Regions from separate parts of the Homo sapiens genome. Here regions 1, 2, 3 and 5 are each linked to region 4. A link is a contact called in ENCODE Hi-C or POLR2A ChIA-PET data. All regions are on one chromosome and are shown on one strand. The core of a region is the stretch at or near the end of the contact, and the rest is flanking DNA. Distances in the headings are between cores, read along the strand shown.

Region 1 (3,966 bases), core at 267-2,766, 500 kb after region 4:
GCTGAAAATTTAACAATTGGCTCCTGTGAGCTTGTAGGAGCTGGTTCCAGCACCCACTGCATACAACTCAGAAACTTAAATGGATCCAAGGCATCCTATCCTCCTTCCCACATCTGTTACAATAGGAGAGAGGTCTCTCCTATTCTCCTCCTATCTAAAGCAAATGATCTGCCTTCTATGGTATCTTGTTCTATCAATTAAAATCCTTTTTTCTTGTATCTTCTACTTCCCCCTAACCTCTTTTTTTTTTTTTTTTTTTTTTTTTACAGAGCCTGGCTCTGTCGCCCAGGCCGGAGTGCAGTGGCACAATCTCAGCTCACTGCAAAGTTCGCCTTCCAGGTTCAAGTGATTCTCGTGTCTCAGCCTCCCAAGTAGCTGGGATTACAGGTGCCTGCCACCATGCCCGGCTAATTTTTGTATTTTTAGTAGAGACGGGTTTTCACCATGTTGGCCAAGCTGGTCTCGAACTCCTGACCTCAAGTGATCCGCTCGCCTCGGCCTCCTGAAGTGCTGGGATTACAGGTGTGACTCACCATGCCTGGCCCTGAACCTCCCCCTTTTTTACTGACTGACTTCTTTTTCTCATTTAAACTTAGTTAACCCTGTCCCACCTTTTCTATTTGTTTGTTTTAAGAACCAACTCTATTTGACTCCACATTTCCCTCTGGTTATGTCACAGATCTACTTCATAAAAGAATGGTTTCCACTGCCTGACTTACTCATCTGCTTACTGAAATCTGGGTTTCCACTGAAATCTCCTAAGTTACTAACAACTTCCTTGTTACTAAATTCAATAGCAAATTTCAGTCCTTGCTCTACTGACCTCTCTTTAGCAGCTGACACATTTGACCACTTCTTTCCTTGGCCTCTGTGACTCGATGATCCTACGATTCTCCTCATTCCTCTTGGCCTCACCTCTGTTTCCTTTTCTGGCTCCTCCCTTCTGTCTTTCTCTGACTTGTTAGTGTTTCCCCATGGTTCTACCAAAAGATAAGAGATCCCTTCTCTTTTCATTCTACTTTCCCTGGATCTGATCTCCTCCCATGGCTACAATTACCATCCCCAGGTGGATGACTAGTGATGGTTCCAGGCCAAGTCTTTGCATCTAGTAGGCATATTTGTTTGAATATCTTTGGAAGTATCATGATCGTAACATTTCTAAACTGAAAGCTCCCCAAATCGCCTCCCTTTCTGTGCTCCTGGAACAGTGAAGGGCCCCAAGTTGCCCATGCCAGAACCTTGATTCCTTTTCTCTGATACCTCATTCCAATTAATCACTAAGTCCTGCTGATTCAACTTCACATCTCTTACTCCTGTCTACCTCTCATCATCCTCAGGGTTACCACCCTGGTTCAGGCACACTACCTCTCACCAAGGTTATCCTTCCTGGTCTCCTAACCGGTCTTTCCACTTCCAGCCTTGCCTCACCCCAATCCATCCTACATTCTGCAGTGATGTCTCAAAAACGCAAATGTGATCATGTCATTTGCCTCTTCAACAGCTTCTGATGGTTCCCCTTTGTTTTGTCACATGAGTGGTCTGACCCTCATCTGCCTCTTCCTGCTCCCCACCGCATTTCCACTGATCTAAACTTTTTTCAGTTCCCTAAGCATACCATGTGCTGTTTCATCTGTGGGCCTTTAACTATACTGTTTACTTTGCCAAGAACACCATAATTTACTTCCTGGTGAATAGAGACAGGAAGTAAATTATATTCATAATCTCTCTTACCGTAACTTACTGCTTCTTAGACATTACTTACTGCTTCTTAGAAATTACTTCCTGCATAAGTGCCGCTGACCCAGCCCCCTCCACCTCCTGCAATGTTTGTTTAACTTGTCTGTCTCCCTGATAAACACTAACCTCCATAAGGACTGGGACCTTGTCTATTCTCTTCACCCCTGTATCCCCATTGATTTAAATCAATAACTCCATCCTCATTCTACCCCCTGCAGCCCCTGGCAATCAATCACCAATTTACTGTCTCTATGGAATTCAACCTCCCTCAGCAAGTTGCCAGTGGGAAATACTGAGCCTAGACCTACTATTAACTTTTAAAATAAGAATATTGAGTTAGTAATTAAGTGCCAATTATTAAACTTTTTTGTGCCTTATTTCCTTAACTTTGAAAGGATGCCTACTCATTCAAGGGCCCAAGCCAGATGACCTGCAGGGGTTTTTTTTGGTTTTGTTTTTTTTCTTTTTTGAGATTGTGTTTCGCTCTTGTTGCCCAGAGTGCAATGGTGTGATCTCGGCTCACCGCAAACTCTGCCTCCTGGGTTCAAATGATTCTCCTGCCTCAGCCTCCAGAGTAGCTGGAATTACAGGCACATGCCACCACGCTCGGCTGATTTTGTATTTTTAGTAGAGACAGGGTTTTTCCATGTTGGTCAGGCTGGTCTCGAACTCCTAACCTCAGATGATCCACCTGCCTCGGCCTCCCAAAGTGCTGGGATTACAGGCATGAGCCGCCGAACCCAGCCTGACCTGTAGTTTTAATTGCTTGACAGTCATATAAAACTTTGCCTTATTCAGCTTCTCATTTATGGTTCTGGTCAATTCATAGAATTTCCACTTACAGGAATGTCAGTTTCTGTGGCAGGAAGCAAAACCTCTCAGTATGCTCTGAGGAACCTTCCATGACTGCCATGACCAGTTCCTCAAGTCCCTGCCTTCCAGCCTACACTCTTCCCTATTCTCTAAATATGAGTTTCTTCCACTCTGATTTCAAGGAACTTGGATTATGGCAAGTCAACTTTTGAGACAGGGTCTCACTCTGTCACTCAGTCTGGAGTGCAGTGGCACAATCTTGGCTCACTGCGATCTCCAGTTCCAGGACTCAAGCCAGCCTTCCACTTCAGCCTCCTGAATAGCTGGGACCACAGGCACGCACCACCGGACCCAGCTAATTTTTCTGTATTTGTAGAAATGGGGTTTCACCATATCACCCAGGCTGGTCTTGAACTCCTGAGCTCAAGTGATCCTCCCGCCTCGGCCTCCCAAAGTGCTGGGATTACAGATGTCAGCCACTGTGCCAGGGGCAAGTCAACATTTTAAAACCTGTCTTACTTAAAAAAAAAATTTTTTTTAAATAAATGAATAAATAGGCCAGGTGTGGTGGCTCACGCTTCTAATTCCAGCACTTTGGGAGGCTGAAGTGGGTGGATCATCTGAGGTCAGGAGTTTGAGACCAGCCTGGCCCACATGGTGAAACCTCTTCTCTACTAAAAATACAAAAATTAGGTGGGCGTGGTGGTGGGCACCTCTAATCCCTGCTACTCGGGAGGCTGAGGCAGGAGGATCACTTGAACCCAGGAGGCGGAGGCTGCAGTGGGCCGAGATAACAACATTGCCCTCCAGCCTGGGTGACAAGGGCGAAACTCCTTCTCAAAAAAAAAAAATAATAAAAGAATAAATAAATAAAACCTGTCTTACATAAAATATTTTAATTGCCTCTATTCAAAATCTATCTTTTAGTTAAGACTTTTTTACATTTTTAGTTTTTGTTTTCAGAAATATGTAATGAAAAGTAATAGTAAAAAAAAATTGACATTATTTTAAGGTAAAGATACATCTTCCATCTCCAAGGCTGCTTTATGAATTGTAATTGGAAAAAATAGCTGATCAAATAATCTTTTCCCTAAATATCGTATTTAACATTAATTGAAGTCTATGAGGTACTAGGCACAATGCTAAAACTTTTATCTACATTGCCTTAATTAAAACCCAGGGCAACCCAGCAAGATAGGAAATATTATTATCTCCATTTTGCCGATGAGAAAACTGAGACTGAGAGATTAAATGACTTGTCCAAGGTTACATGGCTAGTAACTAAAGATCAGAACCTAGGTTGGTCTCTGACTACAGAATCCAGAATCCATTATGTTCTTTCCGGGAAAAAAAAATTAATGGTCAAGTTAAATGGTAGCTTGATCACATATTGTCTACTCTGAAAAGTAGCATTAA
Region 2 (3,623 bases), core at 474-2,973, 280 kb before region 4:
AACAACGGCGAAACTCCATCTCAAAAAAAAAAAAAAAAACAAAAAGCTGAGAGTTTGATACATGCATGGCGGGTTCAAAGGCTTTGAGACTTGGTTTTAACATAACCTCAGATGCTCTCTAATCTTTGGGTATTTGTAAGATGGAAGAATAAAACGAGTGAAGACGATATGATACAAACAAATCATTCTATATTTTGACCCTCACATAATAAATCCTCTATTCTTTTTTTCTTTACAGCTCAAACTGTTTCCATTTTATTTTCTTTACAAATTCTTAATTCTTAAAGCCTATTTGTTTATAGGAACCACTTGCAATAGTACTAATAGCTGCTAACATGTATTGTGTTCCTGCTATGCGTCAGGTACATTTCAAATAATTTGAATACACTATTAACTTATGTAATACAATGATATCTATGAGAAGCATTATTATTAATACCCCCGTTTAACAGATGAGGAAACAGGCCAAATAAGTTGTCCAAGGGCATAAAAATCTAAATGCAGGCGGCCGGGTGCAGTGGCTCACACCTGTAATCCCAGCACTTTGGAAGGCCAAGGTGGGCGGATCATGAGGTCAGGAGATCGAGACCATCCTGGCTAACATGGTGAAACCCCCGTCTCTACTAAAAATACAAAAAATTAGCCAGGCGTGGTGGCAGGCGCCTATAGTTCCAGCTACTAGGGAGGCTGAGGCAGGAGAATGGCATGAACCCGGGAAGTGGAGCTTGCAGTGAGCAGAGATCACGCCATTGCACTCCAGCCTGGGCGACAGAGCGAGACTGCCTCAAAAAAAAAAAAAAAAAAAAAAATTAAATGCAGGCAATGTAGCTAGTCACTCACTGCTTAGTACTCTTACCTATATGTTACATATAGTATAGTAGGAGGAATGCTTCCCCAAATGACTACTGAAATACACACATTATACTATAAAAACTGTACTGTATTAGTTATAACTACTAAGTGATTATGTTCCCAGGCAAACTCAAAAAGCCTACTTTGTCACAATTTAGTTAGATGAAGACTACAGTAGAAAATTTAGATGGGAGCATCTAGCAACTTAATAGATCTCTTAATCCATTAACTGAATGTCAAGTACTCTGGCTTTCCTTTTCCTTCATAAAGGTAAATCGTTTGCCTTATGCTTAAAATGATCAAACATTATGTAAGGTGTTTTTGCTCAAAAATAAAATAAAACACAGCAGTTTTTCTAAGGTTAAACGGATTAAGAGTTGAAAGAAAAAAAAGCAGGACAGGCGCAGTGGCTCACGCCTGTAATCCTAGCACTTTGGGAGGCCGTGGAGGGAGGGGGGGATCACTTGAGGTCAGGAGTTCGAGACCAGCCTGGCCAACAAGGCGAAACCTCGTCTCTACTAAAAACACAAAAATTAGCTGGGCATGGTGGCAGGTGTCTGTAATCCCATATACTTGGGAGGTTGAGGCAGGAGAATCGCTTGAACCCAGGAGGCAGAGGTTACAGTGAGCTGAGATCACATCACTGCACTCAAACCTGGGTGATGGAGTGAGACTTCATCTCAATAAAAAAAAAAAAAGAAAGAAAAAAAAAGGAAAGGAAAAGAGATTCAAGCAGACAAGCGTACATATGTGGGAAAAAGGCAGATGGAATTAATTATGGCAGGAGCAGTGAGAGTTTAGAGGAAAATCAACAGTAAGTATAGGGAAATTCCCCTACAGGCACGATGAGAAACGGGTGGTGGGAAAAAGCAGACAGTGGCAGAGAAGCAGAAGTGGGCATCGCCTTCCTATATCAGTTGCCAAAAATATTACCACCCAGAAGAACATGATGGCAGCTAGAGAAAGGGAAACAAAAAGCTGGTTCTTTGAAAACATCAACAAAACTGACGACTTTTCAGCTAGACTGACCAAGAAAAAAAGACCAAATTACTACATTCAGAATGAAAATAGACATGTTACTAATTACCTTACAGAAATAAAACCCATTGGCCAGGCGTGGTGGCTCATGCCTGTAATCCCAGAACTTTGGGAGGCCAAGACAAGCGGATCACTTGAGGTCAGGAGTTCGAGACCAGCCTGGGCAATATGGTGAAACCCTGTCTCTACTAAAAATACAAAAAATCAGTCAGGCGTGGCGGGCACCTGTAATCCTAGCTACTTGGGAGGCTGAGGCAGGAGAATCGCTTCAACCCAGGAGGTGTGGATTGCAGTGAGCCAAGATTGCACCACTGCACTCCAGCCTGGGCGTTGCAGCAAGACTTGTGTCTTGGGAAAAAGAGAAATAAATAAAACTGATCATAAAGGACTACTATAGGCTGGAAGTGGTGGCTCACATCTGTAAAACCAGCACTGTGAGGGGATGAGGTGAGGGGAATTACTTCAGGCCCATGAGTTCGAGATCAGCCTGGGCAACACAGGAAGACCCTATCTCTATTGAGAAAAAAAAATTAATTAAAATATGTTTTTTAAAAATCCTATTTCTATACACTTGGAATGAATAATCTGACAAAGAAATTAAACAAACATGACCAGGCATGGTGGTTCACGCCTGTAATCCCAGCAATTTGGGAGGGTGATGCTGGCGGACCACTTGAGGTCAAGAGCTCAAGACCAGCCTAGCTAACATTGTGAAACCCCATCTCTACTAAAAATACAAAAAATTAGCCTGGGATGGTGGCATGTGCCTGTACTCCCAGCTACTCAGGAGACTGAGGCAGATAACTTGAACCGGGAGGCGGAGGCTGCAGTGAGCCAAGATCATGCCACTGCACTCCAGTCTGGGTGAGAGAGAGACTGTCTGAAAGGGGGGAAAAAAAAGAGAGAGGAAACATGAAATAAACATGAGGGAGTAAACCTGCTTTCTAACAGTAGTGTCCAATCCTTTGGCTTCCCTGGGCCACACTGGAAGAAGAATTGTCTTGGACCACACATAAAGTACACTAACACTAATGATAGCTAATAACCTTAAAACAAACAAAAAAAATTGCACAATAGTCTCATAATGTTTTAAGAAAGTTTATGAATGTGTGTTGGGCCACATTCAAAGCCATCCTGGGTCACATGTGACCCACGGGCTGTGAGTTGGACCAAGCTTGTTTATAAGAACCCACTTTTTGGGTAACTAATCCAGTCCCAGAAGAGTGAGAACTCACTCTCACAAGATGGCATTATCTATTCATGAGGGACTGGCCCCATGATGGAACACCTCCCAGTAGGCCCCAATTCCCAACACTGCTGCAATGAGAACCAAACTTCAACATAAGTTTTGGTGAGGACAAACCTTATCCAAATAATGGCAATGTCCACACAAAAATTTGCACATAAGCCAGGAATGGTGGCTCACTCCCATGATCTTAGCAATTTGGAAAGACAAGGAGGGAGGATGCCTTGAGACAAGGAATGCAAGACTAGCCTGGGCAACAACTGCAAGACCCCATTTCTACTAAAGATTTAAAAATTAGCTGGGTATGGTAGCACGTACCAGTAGTCTCAGCTACTTGAAAGACTGAGGCAGCAGGATTCCTTAAGCTCAGGAGGTAGGCAACACAGCAAGATATCCCGTCTCAAAAAAAAAAAAAAAAAAAGAAAGAAAGAAAAAGAAAAGAGAAATTTGCACAAGAATGTTTATAGCAGCATTATTCACAATAGCC
Region 3 (3,618 bases), core at 403-2,902, 430 kb after region 4:
CATGTTAGCCAGGATGGTCTCGATCTCCTGACCTCGTGATCCACCTGCCTCAGCCTCCCAAAGTGCTGGGATTACAGGCGTGAGCCACTGCGCCTGGCTGAAAACTAGGTACTTGTATTGCACTAAAAGAGTTATTTTGGGTGGCAAGGGCACCCAAAAGAACAGTGGAGGCTGGACACGGTAGCTCACCCTTGTAATCCTAGCACTTTGGGAGGCTGAGGCAGGCGGATCACTTGAGGTCAGGAGTTCAAGACCAGCCTGACCAACAGGAAGAAGCCCCATCTCTACTAAAAATATAAAATTAGCCAGACATGGTGGCACATGTCTGTAATCCCAGCTACTCGGGAGGCTGAGGCAGGAGAATTGCTTGAACCCGGGAGGCAGAGGTTGCAGTGAGCCAAGATCACGCCATTGCACTCCAACCTGGACAACAAGAGCAAAACTCCATCTCAAAAAAAAAAAAAAAAAAAAAAAAAACAGTGGAAAGGCTTGGGTAGAATTTTTTTTTTTTTTTTTTGAGACAAGGTCTCCCCGTCTGTCTGTCGCCCAGGCTGGAGTGCAGTGGTGCGATCTCAGCTCACTGCAACCTCTGCTCCCTGGGTTCAAGGGATTCTCCTATCTTACCCTCCCAAGTAACTGGGACCATAGGTGCGTGCCACCACACCCAGCTAATTTTTTGTATTTTTGGTAGAGACAGGGTTTTGCCATATCATCCAGGCTGGTCTTGAGCTCCAGACCTCTATCTGCCCGCCTCAGCCTCCAATGTGCTGGGATTACAGGCCTGAGCCACTGCATGATAACCATTATTGTTGCATTAATAATGAATATTGTATAGAACACTTGTATATTGTCATTCGCAGAGTATCTTTTTAAATTTGCTTTATTTGGGCCTGGCCGGTAATTTTTTTTATAGATAAAGATGGGTTCTCACTGTTGCCCAGGCTGGCCTCTAACTCCTGGCCTCAAGAGATCCTCACACTTTGGCATCACAAAGTGCAGGGATTACAGACATGAGTCAGTGTGCTCGGCCCAAAAAAGGCAAATATAAAAGGATACTCTGCAAATGACAATATGCAAGTGTTCTATACGATATTCATTATTAATGCAACAATAATGGTTATCATGCAGTAATAACAACTGTAATGGAAAAAGTTTTAAATGCTCATCATCAAAGTGAATATCTAAACAGGAACTATAAATCATTGTATCGAATGTCTAATCAAACAGGGTTTGGAGGATGATCCCTGGCTAACCAGACATTGGGAGCTTCCGGCATCAGTTTTCATCATTGAATGTCTAAGTTTCTGGGCTCAGAAAAAAGTTTGCATCATCAAAAATGTGGATATGTGAGAAACAGTGCAGAGAAGGTATAGAACATTGTGAAACCTCTTTCTCTGAACAGTTTTAACATCGAAAGTGCCATCTGGCCACAAGGATCAGAAAATAACCAGATTACTAGCTGCCAGATTTTACTTCTGCAAAAAAATAAATCAAAAGACTCAGTAATCTATCAGTGCAGGAATTCTGGGTTGTGATCAGAATAAAATAGGTGGCAAAATGTTCCTATGAGTATCAAGGCCAGCAAAGAATCTCTTTGGCCTTTTAGAACTGGATCACGTTAACTTGAAACTGAGTCTCCGTGCAAAGGGATGGGGCATAGCTCCTTCAAAAGAGGATGTGGGTAATCAGACCACTCAAACAGGTGGCACAGTCAGTGTGGGAGTCTTGGTCCCACTGAGGTATCAATACTCATCTGGGGAGCCCTCCTCCTGCCCTGCTAATTACGTTAATCTCTTAAATTCCCTTAAAAAGTCATGGCACTTTTCAGGCTGGGCATGGTGGCTCACGCCTGTAATGCCAGCATTTTGGGAGGCCGAGGCTGGTGGGTCGCTTGAGCTCAGGAGTTCAGTCAAGAATGGCTCCGGCAACATGGTGAAACCCCATCTCTACGAAAACATTGAAAATTAGCCGGGCATGATAGCGTGTGCCTATTTTCCCAGCTACTCCGGAGGCTCAGGTGGGAGAATCATCTGAGCACAGGAAGTTCGAGGCTTCAGTGAGCTGTGATTGTGCCACTGCACTCCAGCCTGGGTGACAGAGCGAGACCCTGTCTTAAAAAAAAAAAAAAAAAAAAGTCCTAGCACTTTTCAAACATGTTAGGGACTTTAGAACTTATCTGGCCAAATGCTTCCATTTCACAGGTGAGGAAAACAAAGTCTCAGAGAACTACTCTGAAGGCCAGAGAACTCATCAGTGGCTCAAGCAAAACATGAATCTCCCGCTTTCCATAACAGTTTTCTCTTCACAGTGCTGCTGCCTTCCCCATCCTTCCACCTTTAGTGCTCCCACAATCTTTTTTTTTTTTTAGGCAGAGTCTCACTCTGTCACCCAGACTGGAGTACACTAGTGCAATCTCGGCTTACTGCAGCCTCCACCTCCCAGGGTTCAAGCAATTCTCCTGTTTCAGCCTCCCGAGTAACTGGGATTACAGGCGCCTGCCACCATGTCTGGCTAATTTTTGTATTTTTAGTAGAGACGGGGTTTCACAATGTTGGTCAGGCTGGTAATTTTTGTATTTTTAGTAGAGATGGGGTTTCACCATGTTGGCCAGGGTGATAATTTTTGCGTTTTTAGTAGAGATGGGGTTTCGCCATGTTGGCCAGGCTGGTAATTTTTGTATTTTTAGTAGAGACTGGGTTTCACCATGTTGGCCAGGCTGGTCTTGAACTCCAGGCCTCGAGTAATCCACCCACCTTGGCCTCCCAAAGTGTTGGGATTAGAGGCATGAGCCACCGTGCTCAGGCTTCCCACAATAATTTTTACTTTGACACATACAGACTTCAATATCACATTCGTATGCACCAAGCTATATGGGAGAATATCTGTAAAGATTCATGAGTTGTTATGTATAGAGTGCTTAAATTGTGGACATAGAAAATAATATTTCTATCCAGATGCAGTGGCTCACGCCTGTAATCCCAGCACTTTGGGAGGCTGAGGCGGGCAGATCACCAGAGGTCAGGAGTTCGAGACCAACCTGGCCAACATGGTGAAACCCCATCTCTATTAAAAATATAAAAAATTGGCCAGGCATGGTAGCGGGCACCTATAATCCCAGCTACTCAGGAGGGCGAGGCAAAAGAATCGCTTGAACCCAGGAAGTGGAGGTTGCAGTGAGCCGAGATCGCACCATTGCACTCCAGCGTGGGCAATAGAGAGAGACTCCATTTCAAAAAAAAAAAAAAATCACTAGGCCAGGTGCGGTGGTTCATGCCCTGTAACCCCAGCAATTTGGGAGGCTGAGGCAGGAGGATTGTTTGTGGCCAGGAGTTTGATACCAGCCTGGGCAATATAGTGACACCTCATTTCTACAAAAGATAAAATAAAAAAAAAAATATATAGCAATCATTAAAATGATATATTTTATTATATTTTATTATCAAAAAATAGTTCTAAAAGCCATATTGCCAATGACAGAGAATGCTGGGGCAGAGTTTTCCAAGACTTTAAGCAGCATATTTGGGTCTGGAGTCTAAACGTCTCAATTTATCAAACATTTGTTGTGCACCTACTGTATACAAGGCTCTGTGCAGGATACAGTGAAAAATGATGAAGCCA
Region 4 (4,172 bases), core at 583-3,082:
GTGGTCTTCTGCTCATCAAATGGTGTGTGAGAGTGTCTGACTGAGGAAGAATCTTTAAAATGCTGTAAGAAATCAGGCTTGTAGTAAGAAGGAAATCACCCACCAGCAGAAAAATGTATTTCCGGCCTTTCTTCCTCACCCTCTGCCACTGTTTTAGGATTGCTCAGTTTCATCAAGGTTTGAAGGATAGGCAGGCTCTCACTAAGAGAGAGGTAGGGAGAGGGGAGGTAGAGACCTATGAATGGGCTCAGAGGCTGGACTGCCAGAGTCTGAACCCCAGCATCTCTTCTCATTAGCTTGTCATCTTGGACAAGGTACTTTACTTCTCTGTGCCCTAGTTCCCCCAGCTGTAAAAATGAGACAAAAATGATATTGACCACATGCAGTCTTGTTGTAATGATTAAAGGAGGTAATTTTTATAAAGCACTTCAAACAGCGTCTGGCAAATGTGTTTATTGTTATCCTTATCTGCTAAGGGCCAGGCATTCATCTAGGCATGGGAGATAGATTCTTTTCAGTTGCCTTAAAAAAAAAATCCTGCAAACGATGCATGATTAATTCACATTTTGCAGTTGTAGTTATGTGACTTGCCCAAGGTTATACTGCTGCTCAGCAAGGGAGATGAAAATCTAACCGTGACTGTCTGGGTGCGGTGGCTCATGCCTGTAGTCCCAGCACTTTGGGAGGCTGAGGCGGGCGGATCACCTGAGGTCGGGAGTTCAAGACTAGCCTGACCAACATGGAGAAACCCCATCTCTACTAAAAATACAAAATTAGCTGGGTGTGGTGGCGCATGCCTGTTATTCCAGCTACTTGGGAGGCTGAGGCAGGAGAATCGCATGAACCCAGGAGGTGGAGTTTGTGGTGAGCCGAGATCACGCCATTGCACTCCAGCCTGGGTAACAAGAGTGAAACTCCATCTCAAAAAAAAAAAAAAAAAAAGAAAAAGAAAAAAATATCTAACCGTGACTGTCAACTCCACAACATGGGCCCTTTGCAAACAATTGCATATCGGCAGCCTTACACACTGAAACTAAAACTAAATCACCTCACTCCTTCCAGTGCTCTGGGCTGCATATCCAGAACAAATTATTAAATGCCTTGACTTCTTTTATAGCTTAAGCAATCTGCAAGTTAAGGGGTTATCCTACTTCTAGAGAATGCTGGAAAGCTTAATGATTTCTCCTAAAAAGAGATGATCCATCTCGAAGGAAGTGGATGAGAAAGGGAACAGGTGTTTAAAAAGTATTTTTATATTAAAACTGGGAGCTGTGGCTGGGTGTGGTGGCTCACGCCTGTAATCTCAGCACTTTGGGAGGCCAAGGCAGGTGGATCACTTGAGGTCAGGAGTTCGAGACCAGCCTGGCCAACATGGCGAAATCCCGTTTCTACTAAAAATACAAAAATTATCCGGGTGTGGTGGTGCATGCCTGTAATTCCAGCTACTCGGGAGGCTGAGACACGAGAATCACTTGAACCTGAGAGGTGGAGGTTGCAGTGAGCCGATCTCGCCACTGCACTCCAGCCTGGGTGACAGTGAGACTCTGAAAACAAGCAAACAAAAAACAAAAACAAAAACAAACAAAAAACATTGACAGCTACCTTTTGAGTAAAAAGCCATCAGTACACAATAAAATCTTTCTGTGGGAAAAAGGCAAAGAAATAAAGGTTGCTACTGTGTGAATAATTTGGCATGTCTATCTAGCTATATGAGCATTGTGCTTAAAATATTAAGGAAATTAAGTATGGGCTATACAATGTAGGCATAATGTGTATCTGAAAAAATCCTGTGTAGATGGAAAGTGTGCTGACTCAGCTGGTTCAGTTTCTGGGCCTCGTGTGGGCCCCCAGCAGCTTAACCACTTCTCTCAAGTCCTTGGTTTCCTCATGGGAGAAATGAGTATGTTGAATTAGATGACCTTTCAGGCATCTCATCATGCTGAGTTTTTTTTCCGCAGCAGGGAACATGCTACTTTACATTCTGTTTAGGGTTTGCTCAGTGAAGGGGGAGTACCAGGAATCTGGGGAATTCCCAGAATACCTGGGCACTATATATATATATATATTTGCAACACATTTAATCATAAAAGATTAATATCCTTAATCTCTAAAAGGATTTTAAAAGTCATTAAGAAACAATGACCGTCTTGCTGGAAAAGTAGGTAAAACTGATGACTTACAAAAGAAAAAATATATGTTGTCAAGAAACAGATGAGAAAATTTTAATCTTCACCAGTTGTAAATGAAATGCAAATGAAAACAAGTCAAACTTGCAAATATTATACCCAGTGAGAGTTGATAGAGAGATGCAGTGATAGGCCCATACATGGAATATAAATTGGTTCAATTTTTTATCTCTTCTGTTCCAGCAGTTGCTCTCATATCTATTTATCCTAAAGAAATAATCATATATTTATATTAAAAATATTCACTCAATGTTGCTATAGTGAAAATAAGGAATTATTAAACTATCCAACAGTAGGCAATTGGTTAAATAAATGATGCTATATTTACATAATGAAATTTTATGCAGCCATTTTCTATGTCAAGAATCTTGACATAGAATGTTAAATTAAGACCTAAATGTTAAATTAAGAAAAACAAGATGCCAAACTGCATATAAAGTATGGTATTCTTAGTTTTGGAAAAAAATGATGCACTGAATAAAAAACCCCAGAAAAATGTATGCTAATATTTTACAGCTTTTGGTTCTAGGTGGTAACTGATTTTTATCTTCTTTGGATCAGTGTTTTCGAAATGTTCTATAATGTGTATGTACTACTTTTATAATCAGAAAATAGGATATATAGAAATGGTCTGGAAAAAATGAGGAGAGAAGTTACAATAGGGAGGTCATCTTCAATCTGTTTGGACCAGCAAGTAAAAGCAGGAAATGCTGTCCACCACCAATGGCTTAAATATGTGTGTTGGATGGTGGTGGTGGTTGGTGGTTCTGGGGTTGGGGATGGGGGGAACCTTGAGATGTGATGGTTTTCTTAGTCAGAGATGGTGCTTTACAGCTGGGAAGTATCTTGAACTTGGTGGAGGTCTATCCAGACATCAGGCAGATTTCATATTTTCACAGACAAAGGCTACGTTTACGTCTAAGGGGAAAACACAAAATACTAAGATAGAAACCTCCAAAGCCCCCTCACCTTTTCAGACAACAAGAACCCCCAGGGCAGAGGGTCTTCCTCACTCTCAGAGTTACTTTGACTTCTCATCTGGTTTCGTGTGGGTAATGCATTTTCACTCTTGAGTTTCTTTTCTTTTTAAGGTATTTTCATTATGACGTTTGTTCTTTTGCAAAGAGCTAATTCTGCAGAATTCTACCCAGGGAGGGCCGAGGGAAGTTAGTGAAGGTAACGATACCAGTTAGAAAGTTGAGTTTGGGTCATCTCAGGGGCCTCCTTTGGCCTCCTTTGGCTTATGTTCTAGAGATGGCCCTTACTTCCCAGGAATAGATAGTGATGTCTTACTGAGTTGCAGGTAGAGTCTGTATTGAAGCGCAAGATTTTCTTCCCTGACTTGTCTGGGAATCCTTACCCAGGACTGTGGCTTTCCTCTTCCATATCCCTCCACCAGGAGGCAGGCTCTAAGCCTCTGTGCTGTCATCCTTTTGCCACTTCCATGAACATGCCTTCAAATACTTGAAAAAGTCACTATAGCGTAAAGTATACTTTTCTCTTTTGGTGATGCTTTTCTGCATTTTCTCTATAACCAGAGAGTAAGAATAAAACTACAGCTTGGGACCTGGCGCGGTGGCTCACACCTGTAATCCCAACACTTTGGAAGGCTGAGGAGGGTGGATCACCTGAGGTCGGGAGTTTGAGACCAGCCTGACCAACATGGAGAAACCCCGTCTCTACTAAAAGTACAAAATTAGCTGGCATGGTGGCACATGCCTGTAGTCTGAGCTACTCGGGAGGCTGAGGCAGGAGAATCGCTTGAACCTTGGGGGTGGAGGTTGCAGTGAGTTGAGATCTTGCCATTGCACTCCAGCCTGGGCAACAAGAGTGAAACGCCATCTCAAAAAAAAAAAAAAAAAGAAAGAAAGAAAACAAAAGCCCCCACGCTTTAAAACTTTTAACACGAAAAGTTTTGAAGCTACACCAAAGAGGAGAGAATAGGCTAATATACCCCTGTATACCCACCACTCAACCTCAATAGTT
Region 5 (4,083 bases), core at 1,314-3,813, 450 kb after region 4:
TATTTTCCATTTACCTGTTTATTGTCTGTTTCTTATCCCTAGAATGTGAGAGGACAGGGGCCTTGTCTGCATTGTTCACTGTGGTATCCCCAGCACATGACACAAAACATGTGCTCAGAAAATACTTACTGAAAATACTTACAGAAAATACCTACTTTACAAGCCTCACCTCTACCAAACAACAGGTGGACTCAAGCCCTGGAGGGACAGAGATTAAGGTCTCACAAACACCAGGACATCTGGTCAACCTGGTTCCTCCCAATGCCTGCAGGTGATTGAGAGCTGACCTCAAAGGGACCTCAAAGAAATTCTGGTTTATCTGGAGTTCTAGAGAGGTTAAAGGACTAGCCCTATGTTATACACTCAGTTTACATTTAACATAGGGCTAAAACCAACATTTCCTAATTCCCTACCAACTGAGCTCTAATTTCAAAGTATCTTAGTGTAAGAAGAAATCGCCAGATCCCATCTGCTCTAGTCCTTCCAAACAGCACCCTATCATTACCCGCATTTAAAAGATAAGACATCTGGTGCTAAAAGAAGTAAATGACTTTTCCTAGGTCACACGCCTATTGAAAGGCAAGGAAGGACTTCATTCGTTTTTTTTTTTGTTTTTTTTTTTTTGAGGCGGAATCTCACTCTGTCACCACCAGGCTGGAGTGCAGTGTTGCCATTTCAGCTCACTGCAACCTCCGCCTCCTGGGTTCAGGTGATTCTCCTGCCTCCTGAGTAGCTGAGACTACAGGTGTGTGCCACCACACCCGGCTAATTTTTGTATTTTTAGTAGAGACGGGGTTTCACCATGCTAGCCAGGCTGGTCTTGAACTCCTGACCTCAGGCAATCCACCCACCTCGGCTCCCAAAGTGGTGGGATTACAGGCGTGAGCTACTGCGCCTGGCCTGAAGGACTTCATTCTTACACCACACTGTCTCCAGGTTTTTGTTTTTTTGGTTTTTTTTGAGACGGAGTTTCGCTCTTGTGGCCCAGGCTGGAGTACAATGGTGCAGTCTTGGCTCACTCCAACCTCCGCCTCTCAGGTTCAAGCGATTTTCCTGCCTCAGCCTCACAAGTAGCTGAGATTACAGGCGTGTGCCACAATGCCTGGCTAATTTTGTATTTTTAGTAGAGATGGAGTTTCTCCATGTTGGTCAGGCTGATCTTGAACTCCCGACCTCAGATGATCTGCCCACCTCAGTCTCCCAAAGTGCTGGGATTACAGGCTTGAGCCACTGCACCCGGCCTTGTCTCCAGGTTTTAATCTTCTGTATTCTAGATTTTGTACAACCATGGAATTAAGTATCTTTCCCATATTAGACCCATTAGCAAATACCCCTGAGAGAGAGAGAGAGATTAGGTGCAGAAATAGCTCAGGAATGCCAAATCATTTAACAGATGCAGTGCTTTTGTTCTTGATTCATTAATTCATTCAACAAATATTTGATTCCCTACTATGTGCTGTAAATTATTGTGGATACTGGGAATACAGCAATGAATAAAACAAAACCTCATGCGGGAGAAAGGCAATGACAAACAAATAAACATATTTGTACATCTGAGGCATATCAGGTAGCCAAAGTGCTATGAAGAAGAATAAAGCAGGGGCCGGCGCGGTGGCTCACGCCTGTAATCTCAGCACTTTGGGAGGCCAAGGTGGGTGAATCACCTGAGGTCACGAGTTCGAGACCAGCCTGGCCAACATGGTGAAACCCTATCTCTACTAAAAATACAAAAATTAGCCAGGCATGGTGGCACGTACCTGTAGTCCCAGCAACTTGGGAGGCTGAGACGCGAGAATCGCTCGAACCTGGGAGGTGAAGGTTGCAGTGAGCCGAGATCGTGCCACTGCACCCCAGCCCGGGAGACAGGGCAAGACCCCCTCTTCAAAAAAAAAAAAAAAAAAAGAATAAAGCAGGATAAGGAGACAGTGACGGGCAGGGAACAGCGCTGCTTTAAATAAGTTGGTCAGGGAAAGACACTCCAGTCAGATGCCACTTGAGCAGAGATCTGAGTGAATTAACGACATGAACTAGAGAAAGAATATTCCACGCCAAAGAGAACAGAGGCACAGTGGCCCAAGGCAGGCAGGAGTTTAGCATAACTCAAGGGAGGGTCCAGAGGTCCTGCGGCTGGAGTGGAGTGAGCCGGAAAGAGGAAGGAAAGGTCACATGAAGAGCTGGGGCCAGGTCCTGATGGTAAGTGCTCTTTGGAACTCCTCCTTTTAAAACTGGCGTGTCTTCAGGAAGCTGAATATCTACAAAGCTAGGCCTCGGAGAGAAGGCTTTTCCTGAGTATGTTTGTGTGAGTGATTCCGTGTGTTAACAAAGCGCCCCAGGATTTGCCTTTTCTTCCCCTGTTTCTTGCTGTTAGAATGTTAATCTGGCTAAATCCATTCAGCTTCACTCGTTTGGAAATCAGTCATCTAATGCTTGTAGCGAAAAAAGGAGACAAGCTAATACATCTCAACAGAGCAGATACGTGGGAGCCACTCCCACAGATCAAGATCCTTGCAGAAACCCAAGCCATTGTTCAGCCAATAGTAAATAAGAATCCGAGTCATTCTAAAACTGAGTAGAAAGCTGAGTCATCCTTCCCTCTATCAAGAGCTTTATTCCTTTTGCATCCTGTGGATCTTGGTTGGTTAACACATTACTGAATGGTGACGTGGGTAGGTCTGTCTGCCTGCATCAAATCCTGCCCTAACCACATTCTCAAGATAGTTTTCACCACATTTACTAAACTTCCTTGAACCTCAGTTTCCTCCTCTGCAGGAGGAGGGTATGAATGCTTTATTAGTTTTCTACTGCTGTGTAATAAATTAGCACAGATCTAGAGGGTAAGAGCTACTCCCACTCATCATTTCACAGTGCTGTAGGCCAGAGGCCCCAGATGGCGTAACCAGGTTTTCTGCTAAGAGCCTTGAAACGCTGAAATCAAGATGTTGGTTGTCCGTGTCCTCACCTAGAGCTCAGGGTCTTCCTCCAAGCTCATCCCTGTTGTCAGCAGAATGTAGGTTCCTGCAGTTGTGGGACCGAGGCCTTGTTTCCTCACTGGCTGTCAGCAGAGGCCATTTCTCAGCTCCTTAAGCCTGCCCCCTTCCTCCACAGTGACCCTCTATTCCAAAGCAGCAACTACACACCTAACCCTTCTGACACTTGGAAAACATCTGACTTCTGCTCTCAGCCAGAGAAAGCTCTCTGCTTTTATTCTTTTTTTTATCTACTTATTTATTTTGTAGAGTGGGGATCTCGCTATGTTGCCCAGGCTGATTTTAAACTCCTGGGCTCAAGTGATCCTCTTGCCTTGACCTCCCAAAGTGCTGGGATTACAGGCATGGGCCACCATGCCTGCCGCTTTCTGCTTTAGCAGCTCATGTTCACCCAGATAATCACTCTTTCTTAAGGTCAACTGTGCCATACAACATAATATAATCATCAGAGTGAAATCTCATCATATTCACAGGTTCCAGAGATAAAGGACATCTTTAGGGTCCATTTTAGACATTCTGCCTACAACAAATGCCTTCCTTGCAGAACTCTTTTGAAAATTAGAGATGATGTATGTGTGTAAAATAGTTGCCAGCTGCTAATAGCTGCTATTACTATAAGAGCCTCTTTGATGCAGGGAGCAACTAAGTAACTGAGCTACTCAGTGAATCAAGTATAAGACCAGACTCCGGTGCCAGGGCTGTGGCTCATGCCTATAATCCCAACACTTTGGGAGGCCGAGGCAGGCGGATCACCTGAGGTCGGGAGTTCAAGACCAGCCTGACCAACATGGAGAAACCCTGTCTCTACTAAAAATACAAAATTAGCCAGGCGTGGTGGCGTGTGCCTGTAATCCCAGTTACTCAGGAGGTTGAGGCAAGAGAATAGCTTGAACTGGGAAGGCGGAAGTTGCAGTGAGCGGAGATCACGCCACTGCACTCCAGGCTGGGTGACAGAGCGAGACTCCGTCTCAAAAAAAAAAAAAAGATCAGACTCCAAACAGTCTATGGTAAACACCTATCATTACCTTTCTTATATGTATGAATATTAAAACAGCATTTCACGCATAACAAGTACACTGTTTTTATTGGAGCATTT

What was found. A loop is a pair of places that touch in the nucleus more often than their neighbours do. ChIA-PET counts read pairs that join two places held with the same protein, here RNA polymerase II (POLR2A). Pooled maps may share reads with other maps.
Region 1: a map with no recorded cell type shows a loop between it and region 4 (10-fold over the local background). The contact joins two enhancer-like sites. A Hi-C loop is called at or near these places in 3 of 37 single-sample maps with no recorded cell type and 7 of 50 pooled maps. POLR2A ChIA-PET finds 5 or more read pairs at or near these places in 2 of 52 experiments (Caco-2 and activated T-cell).
Region 2: a pooled map shows a loop between it and region 4 (3-fold over the local background). The contact joins two enhancer-like sites. A Hi-C loop is called at or near these places in 1 of 50 pooled maps. POLR2A ChIA-PET finds 5 or more read pairs at or near these places in 3 of 52 experiments (WTC11, activated CD8-positive, alpha-beta T cell and activated CD8-positive, alpha-beta memory T cell).
Region 3: a map with no recorded cell type shows a loop between it and region 4 (5-fold over the local background). The contact joins two enhancer-like sites. A Hi-C loop is called at or near these places in 2 of 37 single-sample maps with no recorded cell type and 3 of 50 pooled maps. POLR2A ChIA-PET finds 5 or more read pairs at or near these places in 1 of 52 experiments (OCI-LY7).
Region 5: a loop to region 4 is called in a map with no recorded cell type, with 8 times the contacts of the local background. The contact joins two enhancer-like sites. A Hi-C loop is called at or near these places in 2 of 37 single-sample maps with no recorded cell type and 9 of 50 pooled maps. POLR2A ChIA-PET finds 5 or more read pairs at or near these places in 2 of 52 experiments (activated CD4-positive, alpha-beta T cell and activated T-cell).

What each region holds. Positions count from the first base shown.
Region 1 is chr4:40,721,260-40,725,225 of GRCh38, forward strand. No RefSeq gene overlaps it. Among named protein-coding and RNA genes, the nearest start is that of NSUN7, 27 kb to the right of the region's middle. Within about 2 kb of position 1,517, at least 12 of the 41 ENCODE cell types and tissues checked have a DNase peak (open chromatin) inside an H3K27ac peak, as active enhancers do.
Region 2 is chr4:39,944,673-39,948,295 of GRCh38, forward strand. All of the region lies in intron 2 of PDS5A (PDS5 cohesin associated factor A), which reads right to left. Among named protein-coding and RNA genes, the nearest start is that of PDS5A, 31 kb to the right of the region's middle. Within about 2 kb of position 1,724, at least 6 of the 41 ENCODE cell types and tissues checked have a DNase peak (open chromatin) inside an H3K27ac peak, as active enhancers do.
Region 3 is chr4:40,654,904-40,658,521 of GRCh38, forward strand. No RefSeq gene overlaps it. Among named protein-coding and RNA genes, the nearest start is that of RBM47, 27 kb to the left of the region's middle. Within about 2 kb of position 1,653, at least 3 of the 41 ENCODE cell types and tissues checked have a DNase peak (open chromatin) inside an H3K27ac peak, as active enhancers do.
Region 4 is chr4:40,225,604-40,229,775 of GRCh38, forward strand. All of the region lies in intron 1 of RHOH (ras homolog family member H), which reads left to right. Among named protein-coding and RNA genes, the nearest start is that of RHOH, 31 kb to the left of the region's middle. RefSeq lists an enhancer at 1,926-1,975. Within about 2 kb of position 1,833, at least 5 of the 41 ENCODE cell types and tissues checked have a DNase peak (open chromatin) inside an H3K27ac peak, as active enhancers do.
Region 5 is chr4:40,670,493-40,674,575 of GRCh38, forward strand. No RefSeq gene overlaps it. Among named protein-coding and RNA genes, the nearest start is that of RBM47, 43 kb to the left of the region's middle. RefSeq lists an enhancer at 1,790-2,989. Within about 2 kb of position 2,564, at least 13 of the 41 ENCODE cell types and tissues checked have a DNase peak (open chromatin) inside an H3K27ac peak, as active enhancers do.